3 separate regions of the Homo sapiens genome follow, and regions 2 and 3 are each linked to region 1. Evidence: chromatin loops called from intact Hi-C (ENCODE). Cell type or tissue: endothelial cell of umbilical vein. All regions are shown on one strand.

Evidence for each region. A loop is a pair of places that touch in the nucleus more often than their neighbours do. Peaks named below come from ENCODE experiments on the same cell type or tissue, not always from the same donor. Only the 100,000 strongest peaks of a DNase experiment are listed, where the experiment ranks them.
Region 2: it touches region 1 in a loop (16-fold over the local background); 1 of 110 quality-filtered maps calls a loop at or near these places.
Region 3: it touches region 1 in a loop (9-fold over the local background); 1 of 110 quality-filtered maps calls a loop at or near these places.

The regions. Positions count from the first base shown.
Region 1 is chr14:38,287,822-38,292,821 of GRCh38, forward strand. It overlaps LOC112268136 (a long non-coding RNA gene), which reads left to right. Exons shown (of 5, transcript NR_169588.1): 3 at 4,386-4,550. Among named protein-coding and RNA genes, the nearest start is that of CLEC14A, 34 kb to the left of the region's middle. In endothelial cell of umbilical vein, no CTCF peak of the experiment used is centred here; DNase peaks (open chromatin) are centred at 1,670, 2,040, 3,010 and 3,790; H3K27ac peaks cover 3,622 bases.
Region 2 is chr14:38,989,873-38,994,872 of GRCh38, forward strand. No RefSeq gene overlaps it. Among named protein-coding and RNA genes, the nearest start is that of LINC00639, 75 kb to the left of the region's middle. In endothelial cell of umbilical vein, no CTCF peak of the experiment used is centred here; a DNase peak (open chromatin) is centred at 2,729; H3K27ac peaks cover 2,187 bases.
Region 3 is chr14:38,597,727-38,602,726 of GRCh38, forward strand. No RefSeq gene overlaps it. Among named protein-coding and RNA genes, the nearest start is that of LINC00639, 320 kb to the right of the region's middle. In endothelial cell of umbilical vein, a CTCF peak has its summit at 3,064; a DNase peak (open chromatin) is centred at 3,055.

The sequences.
Region 1 (5,000 bases):
CACAATGAAATACTATTCAACCATTAAAAAGAATGAAATCCTGTCATTTGTGCCCACATGGATAGAACTGAAGGACATTGTGTTAAATGAAATAAGCCAGGAACACAAAGTTAAACACCACATGTTATCACTCATATGTGGAAGCTAAAAAAGTTGATGTCATAGAAGTAAAAAGCAGAACAGAGGGTACTAGAGGCTGGGCAGGGTAGGGGGAAGGGAGGGCTAGGGAGAGATTTGTTAAAGAATGCAAAATTACAGCTAGATAGGAGGAATAAAGTATAGTGTTCTCTACCACTGTAGGATGATTTTAATTAGCAATAATATATAGTTTCAAATAGCAGATGGAGGATATTGAATGTTCCCAACACAAAGAAATGATAAGTGTTTGAGATTATGGATGTGCTAATAACCTGGATCTGAGCACTATACATTATACGCATTAAAATGTCACTATGTACCCATGAATATGTACAATTATCATTTGTCAAATTAAAAAATAAATTAGTCAATAACCACACAATGGAGGCTCTTATGGTAAACATTACCCATTTTTAAGTATTTTTCTAATAATTATATTCGAAAGTATTTAAAAAAGTATAAACACAAGTTACATCCTGTATCCTGGAATATCTGGTTAAATATACATTAAAACTCCTTTAATTTGCACTTTGTCTTGCTTTTGCAAAATGGGAGGCAGTGTAACATGCCCTTGTGAAAAAAGGAAGTAAATATTTGATGTGAAAAGAAAACAATTTTTAACCTAATAATAAAGAATAATAAATATTTTTAGATATAATTTTGGTAGGGTCATGTATATTCAAAGTATAAATATGTAAATCACATAAACTATTACTAATAGCATACTCTTTCCTAGAGTCACTGAATTGATCAAACCAAATAATTTCTGAAAGCATCACTGATCTGGTTTGATAAGGTAACATGGGGTGGGTAAGTAGGGCAATGGGAAATGTTATTTGGTATTAAAATTTCAAATAACTGAAAATCTGGATGATATATGAGAACCACATCTTTTCCCTTTAAATTTGTTTTCTATTTCATCAGGTTGTACAGGCACAGACTTAAAGTCAAAAACTGTAACTAGGCTTGTTACTAAACCGGTACTCCCCAACTTGCTCTCCAGTTACATCTTTGTATTTCCATATTGACTTCTACATCTTTAAGTAACATGTTTACATTTTAACCTCTTGATTTTCCAATTTTAGACTTAGAAAAATGAAGACTAACTCCTTTTCAGTTACCACCTACTACATACATGCACCACCTCCCTGACTCTTGTGTCCCAGTAGAGTTCTACTTTTGATTTTAGAATCATTTCAGATTTTCAGAAAACTTGCAAGGATGGTACAGAGAAGTCATATGTACCTTGCACCCAGTTTTCCACATGTTAAACCTCCCCTTAGCTCATTAGGTATACTGGTGTTCTGTTCTTTCCTTCTCAGAGAGGCCTCTTAAAGCCTCATAATCTGCTCCAATATAGATGGATTAATCTCAGAGCCTACTAGAGCTCTGTAGTCTTGGAACCTTCATTCATATTTGTGTTCTCTTGCTTCCTGGACACACACACATACACACACTCTCTCTCTTTCCCTCTTTGTTTACTCCCTCATTTTCATGGAGCACATCCTCTAGAAAGACCTTGCATGTCTTAAAATGACTTTATTTTACTCTCATATTTAGTTGATATTTGTTTGGGTATGAAATTTCAGGAAAAAAACCCCACAAATGTCCTTAGTATTTTGAGGCATTATTCAATTGATTCTAACCTTCATTTGTTGTCCTCGTGATATCCAAGCCATTCTTAATTCTTCTTACAAAACCTACTTTTTCTTCCTTGATACTTTTAGAATCTTGTGTCCAACTTTATCTTCCAACTATTTATTGAGTCTTTTAAAAATTCTTACCTTATTTTTAATTTCTAATGCCTCTATTCTTTGAATGCTATAGGAAGTTTGTCAGCAAACTTTAGAAAATTAAAAGCAATGAACTAAACAGTTTATTGAAAGCTCTGTGTGTGCAAGCATGTGGCTTATTGTCTAAGGGCTTTTCTGTAGAGTGGCCTGTATGATAGAAACTCCACTGTCAGTAATTTTTGCTCTTTTCTCTTGACTAGTTAGACTAGTTAGAGTCCTCAGTGAATGTGCTTCTAATCTCCTACCTGGGAGACAAAAGCCTGGCTGCTCACCCACTATGTTACTGTATAGTCTTTCAGTACAGAGAGAGTGTATTTTATATTCTGGAGATGTTAAAACTCCCAGGGCAAGGAAGAAACTGTTGTCTAGCTGCACAAGAAAGTAGAGAGAATCTGAAAACCAAACTCTTTTTTAAAAAGACTTTCGGCTGTAATTTAATTTTTAGCCTGTATCTCTCCCGCTCCCATCTGCAGGGGTTACTGGTATCATTAATGTGGATCCTTTTTGAGTTCTTTGGTATAAAATTAAGTTGCTTTTCAGATGCTCACTGCTAATTTAGTATTTAGCTTTCTAGTCCATCTGCTTTCCAGTTTCCAAAAATTTATCATGATTGTGTTCTCTCCTATTATCTTTGTCCTTGCTATGCTATCTAAAAAAATCCTTTTATTGTTGTCTTACTGGGGTTTAAATGAGGAATGGAAGCTAATGCATATGTTCAACCTACCATTTTAACAAATGTAACCCTGTTATTATTAATCCAATTACAGCCGATATGTTAGATAGGGAAAAAATTCATATCTTCATAGCCATTTCCTCTCATTTGAAGGGAGATCAGGGCAAAAATTAGAATATATGCATAATATTTAATAATTTTAGGTTTGTCTAAGACCCCAAACCGGATAATTCTAAGTCCATAAATCTTTCCTAACTGTTTAAATTCCAATTTATTTCAGCGTCATGAGTCATTAAAGCAGAGAGTTCGTGAGAGAGGAAAGCAGTTGGCTCATGTTCCAAAACAACTCTGAGTGTTTACTGGACTTCAGGAAGCTTATCTTGGTACACTCAGATCAAAGCTATTCACACAATGACTGAATAAACACATTGGCTAATGATGATGGCAAAGATTCTGATACGATACTAAGGAAAATACAAATACTAGGACAAGAAAACTTTGAAAAGCATTAAGAATTTAATTGGGAAGTAAACCTTTTCACTTCATGGGAACGAGTGTGCTAAGTCATCAATCTAAGCATGTGCTGGTGTGAATTGCATAACTGCAACTCTTATTAGACAATTATTATTTGAATACTTATTCTGGTATATTCTCCTAGGCTATCATATCACTTTTAAATAATACATTTAAAATTATTGCAGTAAATATGTATTTATGACACAAGATTGTAATTGTCATTGGCATTAAGTTAGTCAGTGTCTAGATTGTTTCTTTAGATTCTTTATATCAAAACAACGTGTTAACAATGGGATGAAAGAAAGTAGCTTCCAGTTTCTGAATTGGAGATTTTTCTTTGCAGGATTTTTAATGCTATTGTTCTTTTTTAAAAAGTGGAAGTATGTCTCATCTTAGAATAATTATGCTGTGCTCTAGATGTTTGTCCTTGGGAAAACTGAACTTACAGGTAGGGATTAAAATAGAAGCAACTTCCTAGAAGGGCAATTTTTAAAGTGCTTCCAAAGAGTTAATATCCTCTAATTTTTTATTTCAAGACCTTTTTTCTTGCCTCAGATGAGAACCTTTCTAAATGCATTCTACAAAAGATTTTATACTTTTTGGTATAGGAATCTAACATCAGAAAACTCCCAAATGAAGCTGTACTTCCCTTCACCATTTTTGAAGTGCAAATCTGCACTTTGATATTTTTCTGCCGATGAGAAACAAAAAAGTGGGGGTGGGCACATTAAAGATAGCTTTTATGTCAAATGTTAGGTGGAAGGTCTCTTGGAAATCATGAGTCAGATAACTGATTCAGGGGGAGAAATCAGGACTCTCTGTGCCCTTGCAGATCACACTGATGTTAGTAACTTTGAGTCCATTATCTTGGAATCTGCTCTGATACCTTCTGCAAATGGCCACTGAAGTATTTTGATAAATGGGATTTTTCTTGTCTATTTTTAAGTGGTGGTGAAGAGAAATGTTAAATTGCCATAGAGACTGACTATGGGGTGGAGCCCCAGATATAATGCATGTAGCTGCCAAATTTGGAGGTATCTTTTATTAAAGGAAATTATTTGAAGAAACATTCAGATGATTCTAGCCATACTGAGTCACCCTAATCACTGAATCTTCCTAGCTGAGGCCTCAGACATTGTAGAAGAGAGACAAGGATTTCTGAAAAAAAAAAAAAAAATCATCACTGTTTAAGCCACTAAAATTGAAGTAATTTGTTGCACAGCAGTAGCAACTGGAGTAACTGCTTATATTATTTTTCCTTCTAGTAGCTCTGTCACTGTCTTCCCCAAACAAGGCTGAAGCTGTGCTGCATATTCTTACCTAGCCTAGGAAGTCATAAAACATCACTCTGCTTCATTCTGTTGGATACTGATGAGTCAAAACTTGCCATTTTCAAAGGAAAAGAATGCAGACACCTCTTAAAAGAGCAGGTGAGATGGGAAATGCATTGTGGCTATCTTTGGAAAATACAATCTGTCACCTGAATCATTAACTAGATCATGGCACATCCAAATGTTGGAATATAAGAAACTGAGGAAACCTGCTTAAAAAGTACTTAATGATAAGGGTTGTTTCTGTTGCAATTTTAAGTAACATGGGATATAAATATAACGGTGTTTTAAAGGTGGAATTAAATGGAATAAGAGAAGATAAGGATCCAGTACTATTCCTCAGTAAATATGAATATTCACAAAAATCATAAGTGAATAAATGTCTGCAATAGTATAATATGTCAAATAAGCATGAGAATAAAATATGAAAGCTGAATAGATTAGTACTAATTAAAAACATTTAAATAATATTTAAAGATTTTGCCAAAACCTAAAATATAATAAATGAAAAGATATGCTTAACCAAGCCAGTTAAAAAAATTATTTCTA
Region 2 (5,000 bases), 700 kb after region 1:
ACAATTTTTTTTAATGACAGCAATACAAAAGCCCACTGAAATAATTAGAGGAATAGCCATTACCAGATATCAATGAGTTAATTAGGAAACAACTGGAAGCTCAGAGCTGGAGCTCAGGAAAGAGGTAGGTTTAGAACTATAAATGCAGGTGTCATCTGCATACAAATATTTTTAAGAATTCTAGGTCAGTCCCTGTGCTCTCAGAGGGATGTCCAAGGGAAAGAATACAGTCACGGCTTCTTAGCTTCGGTTTCTGTTTCTGTTTGGGCTGGTAAAGCCCTTTCCTCTTCCCTCTTTTCTGCTTATCACTACAGACAGAAACTAAAAACCATGGCTTCAAGGCTGCTAAAAGCCTAAAACAAAGCAAAACAGGACAACAACAACAAAATATGGTGAGTTGGACAAGCTTGTTAGGGTGTGTAGGAGGAACAAGAAAGGCTCCAGAATGGGATTAAGAAGGTGGTTGGGTGCAATGACTCACACCATAATCCCAGCACTTTGGGAGGCCAAGGTGGGAGGATCCCTTGAAGCCAGTAAGTAGTTTGAGGCAAGCCTGGTTAACTAAAGGAAACTTTGTCTCTATAAAAGAAGGCAAAAGAGAAATAACTGGAGCCCAGAGGATTTTTCTTGAAGCCACATTTGCACAAAAAGAGCACTGGGTTTTGTATGTTTGTTTGCTTGTTTGTTTTTAAGACTTAAAGTTTTTTGGTAACAGGAAGCATAAAGCTCCCTCCCCAAGTCACCCCTTGGCTCTAACAATGGTGCTAAACAAAGGAAGCCCTCTGCCCTCATGGAGCTAACAGACTAGTCTAGGAAAGAAATCATTTTGCAAGAGAAGGTAAAAGGTAAGGCAAAGAAGGAAAATAAATTATGTAAGAGAATACTTCAGATGGGATGGGGGACATAATTCAGATTATAAAAATCAAGAAAGGCCATCTAAGTGATGGTGGAGCTAAAGCCTGAAGAATGAGTTGGAGGAAGCCAGAGGAGAGAGATGTGCCGACAGAATAGCATGTGCAAAGGCCCTGGGGAAGAAAAGGTCTTGCTATTCTTGAGGAGCAGGGATAAAAGGGCAGGTGGCCGGTTCAGAAAGCAAAGAGGACAGTGCACAATACTAGGTTAAATAGGTAGTAGACATTTTACAGATGAGTCCTTTCTGAGGACTCTTAACCTCAAGAAAGTTAAGTAACACACCCAAGCTTACCCAGCTGGAAACTGAAAGCCAGTCCCAGAATCTAGGTCCGTTTGACTCAAAGTCTATACTCCTATCCCCTCCAGCAGACTTCCCAAATCTTCCAGATTTTAAGACTTACTTGAGCTGCTTGTTAATATACAGTTTCCAGGCCTATCCTAAAACTCCAGAACCAAAATTCCATAAAGAGCAGCATCAGGTAGAGTCCCTCAGGAAAGAGACAGTACGTTCAAAGTGGATAATTTGAGAGGAGCTTAATAAAGGTCCTAGATTAGTCCCTAATACAGGAGGGAAGCCCAATCTCCAAAATCTTCTGTTTCTCCCACTTAAAAATGTAGAAAACATGCACTCACTGAACCAAAGATGATGCCTGTGAGTTCAGTGCCATCATTCTGTCAATTAATTTGGCTTTCACATAAGGGGCTGTTTTGCTAGAATACAGAATTACTACATTATGAAATGCTAATTGTTTTTGCTATCCTGCAAGACTTGCCTGGAATATGAGATGCGCATTAAGATATAATATAATTGTGGCTGCTCTTACCCTATTCAAATGTATTTTTCATCTCCAACAGGCTCAGGTAAGTGGCCCTTATTTTTTTAATTTCCAGCATCCTACTCTATCTCCCACCTCTTGCAGCCTAGGGACTCTTCCCTAATATTAAAACAATAGTGAGACTTCTTGTTTTAAACAAACGTATTAGAACTTCTGCATGCAAATAAGTCTTATCTTTCTAAATAATCACCTTGGAAGGCTCAATATTTAGTCCACATGGCTGCATTTTTATACCAGTGAACTCTTATTAAAATACTATATTAAGATAAACTCTGAAAGAGAAAAGAAGACTCATCAGAGAAGGATGACATATATCAGCTTGCGAGCTACGTGTAAAGGCAGGGCTACATTCTGCATTAACGGCCATGGAGAGTTTACTGGTAAGCAGAAACCTTGGTTCTTCTTTACCACCAGCTGGTAAACCCTCCTCTTAGCCTCCTTGCCAGCTGCCCCCTCTGATTCAGTCCCATTACCTGATCAGGACAGAATGAAATACATAACTGATGGAAGTGTTGCTAAAAAAAATGAGGTGGAGAGGAAGAAGGGAGGGAGGGAGGGAAGGAAGGAAGGAAAGAAGGGAGGGAGGGAGGGAGGGAGGGAATCAAGGGGAAATAAATGCCTTTTGGAGAAGTACCTGAAATTCTGGTGTCAATAAGACATTATTAAGCACTCATGTTGCAGAGTGTGAGCTGTTTATACTTGTAAATACTTGAAGCTGCTGAAGTGTTCAACCACAGTGGGTTGGTTAAATAAATAGATTACGGACTGTCCATATGAGATGCAGCAGGGGCCCCTCTTAGGGGCCTGAAGGCCCCCCAAGCATAGAAATAAAGGAAAGTCTTGAGTTCCTTCAAAGGAAATTCCAAGCGCCAAGGAAGTCCTAAAAAGTAAATAAGTAACTTGATCAGGAAGAAGATAATAGTAGCTTAAAACAATATGCAAGGAAGTTTGAATCATAGGTTGTTTGGTCCTCTAAAGGAACTGAAGATAACATCTAACATATGTCCCTGAGTTGTTTTTCAGAAACCTGGACCACCACCAAACAGATGCACTGGCACACAGACCTCAGATAAGGTGGAACAGAGGACTGAAGTCTGACCGTCGTTCTTTGTTCTAAATTTCTTTGTAAGTGGCCTGGAGGAAGTCACACCCACAAGCCAGAGCTAATACTCTTTTCTGCTGACCCCAAATTTTTAAACAAAGCTTCTCTTCCTTAGCCAATTGCAAATCAGAAAACCTCTGAATCTACCTATGGCCTGTAAGCCCCCACGTCAAGATATCCTGCCCTTTTAGGCCAAAACCAATGTGTAATCACCATGTATTGATTTATGATTTTGCCTGTAATTTCTGCTTTCCTGAAATTTATCCTTGCCTTTAAAAACCCTCCTTGCAAGCCATCAGGGAAGTTGGGACTTAAATGTGAGCTGCTGGATTCCCTTTCCTTGGTGTCCTGCAAATAAATGCCCTCCTTTCTCAAAGAACTAAAAACAGAACTACCATTTGACCCAGCAATCCCATTACTGGATATATATACTGAAAGGAAAATAAGTTGTTCTACCAAAAAAACACATGCACTTGTATGTTCATCACAGCATTATTCACAACAGTAAAAATATGGAATCAGCCTAGATGCCCATCAAGAGTGGACTGGATAAAGAAAATGTCACATATATACACCATGGAATACTACACAGCCATAAAAAGGCACAAAATCATGTCCTTTGCAGCAACATGGATGCAGCTAGAGATCATTATCCTAAGTGAACTAACACAGGAACTGAAAATCAAATACCACATGTTCTCACTTATAAGTGGGTAGACACTGAGTACACATGGACATAAAGATGGCAACAATAGACACGGGAGACTACTAGAGAGAGGAGGCAGGGAGGGGGTAAGACTTGAAAGACTACCTTTTGGATACTATGCTCACTACCTGGGTGATGGGATCATTCATATACCAAACCTCAGCGACACACAATTTACCCATGTAACAAACTTGCACATATACTCCTCCTTGAATCTAAAATAAAAGCTGAAAAATAAAAATAATCACCCTCCCTTCTCCCACTGCAAAACTCAATGTGGATGTTTGGCCTCACTGTGCTGGGTGAGCGGACCCCAGTTTGGTTTGATAACACACACATAACAATGGAACAGTTTGCCATGATTTAAAGTTATAATATAGACCTATCTTCATTGGCGTAAAAACTTAAGTGATAAAAGCAAGTTACAGAACTATATATAATGTGATCTTATTTTTAAAAGATGTATGTATATATGTGTGTGTGTGTGTGTGTGTGTGTCACTGTGTGTGTGTACACAGAGAAAGGAGAGAGAGGAAAGGGAAGATTCTCATTAAACATCAAGATGTAAATGTATATTTTTGAGAGTGAAAAAATATGGATGATTTCTTTCCTTTTGCTTATTTCTATTTTCTAATTGTTTAACAAGGAATATGACTTACTTGTATAAAAAGTGAAAAAAGGCTGCCAAAAAGAAGACCGAGCAGCTGTGTCTGAAGACTATCATCCAAGTTTACTGTTCTATGTCATATTTAAAAGCAGGCAATATTATGCCATAGATACAGTGATAAGATTCATACACAAATCTCTGAAGTCCACATCTAACACTCTTAAAATCCTCTGACTTTGCATCTCCAAAATGTATTATTAACTGAAAAAACAAAATAAAAATGCAGGAAATGTACGAAGTATGAAATCTGTTTTTTGCAATAAATGTTGACTTTTTAATGCAGCATAATTTTTAATTCATCTTTTGTACTTCTCACTAACTTATGTATTCTATCATGTTTCCCCAGGATTGCACCTCTGTAACTGGCTTAGTGGTTTAGTCTTGATTTAACATTAATTATATTCAAATATCCATAAGCATTTTTTTTTACATTTCTACTGGCCTCTTTTCAAATAGTAAAGAAAGATGACCAGGGTAAAAGTGAACAGTATCAGCACCTAACAGCCAAACTGGTGAATATTTTTTCTCCATTCTTGTTAACAGGAGGTTAACCAAGTAAGTCATATAGAAAATAAGCCACAATTGAGAGTTTGTTGCTAACAGGCATGTAGGAAGCACATATTCTTATTCATTATTCTATTTTGGATTCAATATTAACTTCTCTTGGATCACAATGCTGCCTCTTTTGTTTCTCCATTAACATGGTGCACCCAATGGGAACATCTGCCCAACACTAATGAGCTATTCACAGGAGAAACAAGAACAGGGTACCAGGAG
Region 3 (5,000 bases), 310 kb after region 1:
TGGACTGAGACAATGGGGTTTTCAAAACATACAATTATGTCATCCACAAAGAGAGACAATTTGACTTCCTCTTTTCCTAATTGAATACACTTTATTTCTTTCTCTTGCCTGATTGTCCTGGCCAGAACTTCCAATACTATGTTGAATAGGAGTGGTGAGAAAGGGCATCCTTTTCATGTGCCAGTTTCCAAAGGGAACGTTTCTATCTTTTGCCCACTCGGTATGATATTGGCTGTGGGATTGTCATAAATAGCTCTTATTATTTTGAGATACATTCTATTGACACTTAGTTTATTGAGAGTTTTTAGCATGAAGGGGTGTTGAATTTTGTCAAAGGCCTTTTCTGCATCTATTGAGATAATCATGTGGTTTTTGTCATTGGTTCTGTTTATGTGATGGATTACGTTTATTGATTTGTGTATGTTGAAGCAGCCTTGCATCCCAGGGATGAAGCAGACTCAATCGTGGTGGATAAGCGTTTTGATGTGCTGCTGGATTTGGTTTGCCAGTATTTTATTGAGGATTTTTGCATTGATGTTCATCAAGGATACTGGCCTGGAATTTTCTTTTTTTGTTGTGTCTCTGCCACGTCTTGGTATGAAGATGATGCTGGCCTCATAAAATTAGTTAGAGAGGAGTCCCCTTTTTTATTGTTTGGAATCATTTCCAAAGGAATAGTACCAGCTCCTTTGCACATCTTGTAGAATTTGGCTATGACTCTGTCTAGTCCTGAGCTTTTTTTGGTTGGTAGGCTATTAATTACTGCCTCAATTTCAGAACTTGTTATTGGTCTATTCAGGGATTTGACTTCTTCCTGGTTTAGTCTTGAAAGGGTGTATGTTTCCAGGAATTTATCCATTTCTTCTAGATTTTCTAGTTTATTTGTGTAGAGGTGTTTATACTATTCTCTGATGGTAGTTTGTATTTCTGTGGGATCAGTGGTGATATCCCCTTTATCGTGCTTTATTGTGTCTTTTTTATTCTTCTCTCTTTTCTTCTTTATTAGTCTTGCTAGCAGTCTATTTTGTTAATCTTTTCAAAAAACCAACTCCTAAATTCATTCATTTTTTGGGTTTTTCATGTCTCTATCTCCTTCAATTCTGCTCTGGTCTTAGTTATTTCTTGTCTTCTGCTAGCTTTTGAATTGGTTTGCTCTTGCTTTTCTAGTTCTTTTAATTGTGATGTTAGGGGGTCGATTTTAGATCTTTCTCACTTTCTCCTGTGGGCATTTAGTGCTATAAATTTCCCGCTAAACCCACCTTTAGCTTTGTCCCAGAGATTCTGGTACATTGTGTCTTTGTTCTCATTGGTTTCAAAGAACTTATTTATTTCTCCCTTACTTTTGTTATTTACCCAGTAGTCATTCAGGAGCAGGTTGTTCAGTTTCTGTGTACTTGTGGTTTTGAGTGAGTTTCTTAATCCTAATTTGATTGCACTGTGATCTGAGAAACTGTTATAATTTCCATTTTCTTGCATTTGCTGAGGAGTGTTTTACTTCCAATTATGTGGTCAATTTTAGAAAAAGTGCTATGTGGTGCTGAGAAGCATGTGTATTCTGTTGATTTGGGGTTGAGAGTTCTGTAGATGTCTATTAGGTCCGCTTGGTCCAGAGCTGAGTTCAAATCCTGAATATCTTTGTTAATTTTCTGTCTCATTGATCTAATATTGACAGTGGGGTGTTAAAATCTCCCACTATTACTGTGTGGGAGTCTAAGTCTCTCTGCAGGTCTCTAAGAACTTGCTTTATGAATCTGGGTGCTCCTGTATTGGGTGCATATATATTGGATAGTTAGCTCTTCTTGTTGCATTGATCCCTTCACCATTATGTAATGTCCCTCTTTGTCTTTTTTTATCTTTGTTGGTTTAAAGTCTGTTATATCAGAGACTAGGATTGCAACCCTTTTTTTTTTCCATTTGCTTGGAAAATAAATCTTCCTCCATCCCTTTATTTTGAGCCTATGTGTGTCTTTGCACGTGAGATGGGTCTCCTGAATATAGCACACAAATGGGTTTTGACTCTTTATCCAATTTGCCAGTCTGTGTCTTTTAATTGGTGGCATTTAGCCCATTTACATTTAAGGTTAATATTGTTATGTGTGAATTTGATCCTGTCATTATGATGCTAGCTGGTTATTTTGCCTGTTAGTTGATGCAGTTTCTTCATAGTGTCAATGGTCTTTACAATTTGGTTTGTTTTTGCAGTGGCTGATACTAGTTTTTTTTCTTTCCATATTTAGTGATTCCTTCAGAAGCTCTTGTTAGGCAGGCCTGGTGGTGACCAAATCTCTCGCATTTGTTTGTCTGTAAAGGATTTTATTTCTCCTTTGCTTATGAAGCTTAGTTTGGCTGGATATGAAATTCTGGGTTGAAATTCTTTTCTTTAAGAATGTTGAATATTTTTCCCCTCTCTCTTCTGGCTTGTAGGGTTTCTGCAGAGAAATCTGCTGTTAGTCTGATGGGCTTCCCTTTGTGGGTAACCTAACCTTTCTCTCTGGCTGCCCTTAACATTTTTTTCTTCATTTCAACCTTGGTGAATCTGACGATTATGTGACTTGGGGTTGCTCTTCTCAAGAAATATTTTTGTGGTGTTCTCTGTATTTCCTGAATTTGCATGCTGGCCTGTCTTCCTAGGTTGGGGAAGTTCTCCTGGATAATATCCTGAAGAGTGTTTTCCAACTTGGTTCCATTCTCCCCATCACTTTCAGGTACACCAGTCAAACATAGATTTGGTCTTTTCACATAGTCCCATATTTCTTGGAGGCTTTGTTTGTTCCTTTTCACTGTTTTTTCTCTAATTTAGTCTTCACACTTTATTTCATTAAGTTGATCTTCAATCTCTGATATCCTTTTTTCCACTTGATTGATTCAGCTATTGATACTTCTGTATGCTTCACAAAGTTCTCGTGCTGTGTTTTTCAGCTCCATCAGGTCATTTATGTTCTTCTCTAAACTGTTTATTCTAGTTAGCAATTTGTCTAACCTTCTTTCAAGGTTGTTAGCTTCCTTGCCTTGGGTTAGAACATGCTCCTTTAGCTCCTCCTTTAGGAGGATTTTGTTATTACCTACCCTTCTGAAGCCTACTTCTGTCAATTCATCTATCTCATTTTTCCATCCAGTTTTGCTCCCTTGCTGGTGAGGAGTTGTGATCCTTTGGATCACAAAGGCATTCTGGTTTTTGGAATTTTCAGCCTTTTTGTGCTAGTTCTTCCTCATCTTCACGGATTCATCTACCTTTGGTCTTTGATGTTGATGAGTTTCAGATGAGGTTTCTGTGTGGACATCTTTTTTGTTGATGTTGATGCTATTCTTTTCTGGTTTTTAGTTTTCCTTCTAACAACCAGGCCCCTCTTCTGCAGGTCTGCTGCTGTTTGCTGGAGGTCCACTCCAGACCCTGTTTGCCTGGGTATCACCAGTGGAGGCTGCAGAACAGCAATGATTGCTGCCTGTTCCTTCCTCTGGAAGCTTCGTCCCTGAGGTGCACCTGCCAGGTGCCAGCTGGAGCTCTCCTGTATGCAGTGTCTGTCAACCCCCGCTGGGAGGTATCTCCCAGTCAGTAGGCATGGGGGTCAGGGCACCACTTGAGGAGGCAGTCTGTCCTTTAGCAGAGCTTGAGTGCTGTGCTGGGAGATCCACTGCTCTCTTCAGAGCTGGCAGGCAGGAACATTTAAGTCTGCTGAATCTCTGCCCACAGCTGCCCCTTCCCCCAGGTCCTCTGTCCCAGGGAGATGGGAGTTTTATCCATAAGTCCCTCACTGGAACTGCTGCCTTTCTTTCAGAGATGCCCTGCTCAGAAAGGAGGAATCTAGAGAGGAAATCTGGCTACAGCGGCTGTGCCAGGCTGCAGTGGGCTCCACCCAGTTCGAACTTCCTGGCAGCTTTTTTTAAACTGTGAAGGGGAAACCACCTACTTAGGCCTCAGTAATGGCAGATGCCCCTCCCCACACTAAGCTGGAGCATCCCAGGTCGACTTCAGACTGCTGTGCTGGCAGCAAGAGTTTCAAGCCAGTGGATCTTAGCTTGCTGGGCTCCGTGAGGGTGGGATCCACTGAACTAGACCACTTGGTTCCATGGCCTCAGCCCTCTTTCCAGGGGAGTGAATGGTTCTGTCTTGCTGGCGTTCCAGGCACCACTGGGGTATGGAAAAAAAAAAAAAAAAAAAAAACTCCCGCAGCTAGCTTGATGTCTGCCCAAAGGGCTGCCTGGTTTTGTACTTGAAACCCAGGGTCCTGGTGGCGTAGGCACCTGAGGGAATCTCCTGCTCTGCGGGTTATGAAGACCATGGGAAAAGCATAGTATCTGGGCCAGAGTGCACTGTTCCTCACAGCACATACCTCATGGCTTCCCTTGGCTAGGGGAGGGAGTCCCCCAACCTCTTGTGCTTCCTGGGTGAGGGAATACCCCACCCTGCTTCGGCTCGCCCTCCGTGGGCTGCACCCACTGTCTAACCAGTCCCAATGAGATGAGCCACGTACCTCAGTTGGAAATGCAGAAATCACGCACCTTCTGCATTGACCTCACTGGGAGCTGCAGACTGTAGCTGTTCCTATTCAGCCATCTTGACAGCCATGCCCCATTATCTGAATTCTTATAGCCATGAAATTGCGTAGGGAAGCAGTCATGCCTCAAAAGTATTCATTAATGAACTTGTAAAATTAATCCTGACTCACTCAAATACCCCAACCCTATCTTAATAAATGTGTGATAAATACATAACACAACTTTATTTCAAAGTAAAATTGCAAAACTTGAAAAGATGTAAGATTTCATAGAGTAGATAAAAGTGTTGGTAACCTTTTAAGTCACCAACAAAGTTAGCTAAATGAGGATTAGCAGAGGCAGGTCAATTAAGGATGAAGGAGAAGAAAATCAACCAGAAAAAAAATGACAAGAACGGGTCTTCAAAGAAGAATCATTCAACAATCAAAGGATTTAAGATAGGCCCTTGGTAAAAGTCTTGAAATATTTTTATAAAAGTTATTATCTTTATGATTGTGTTGGAA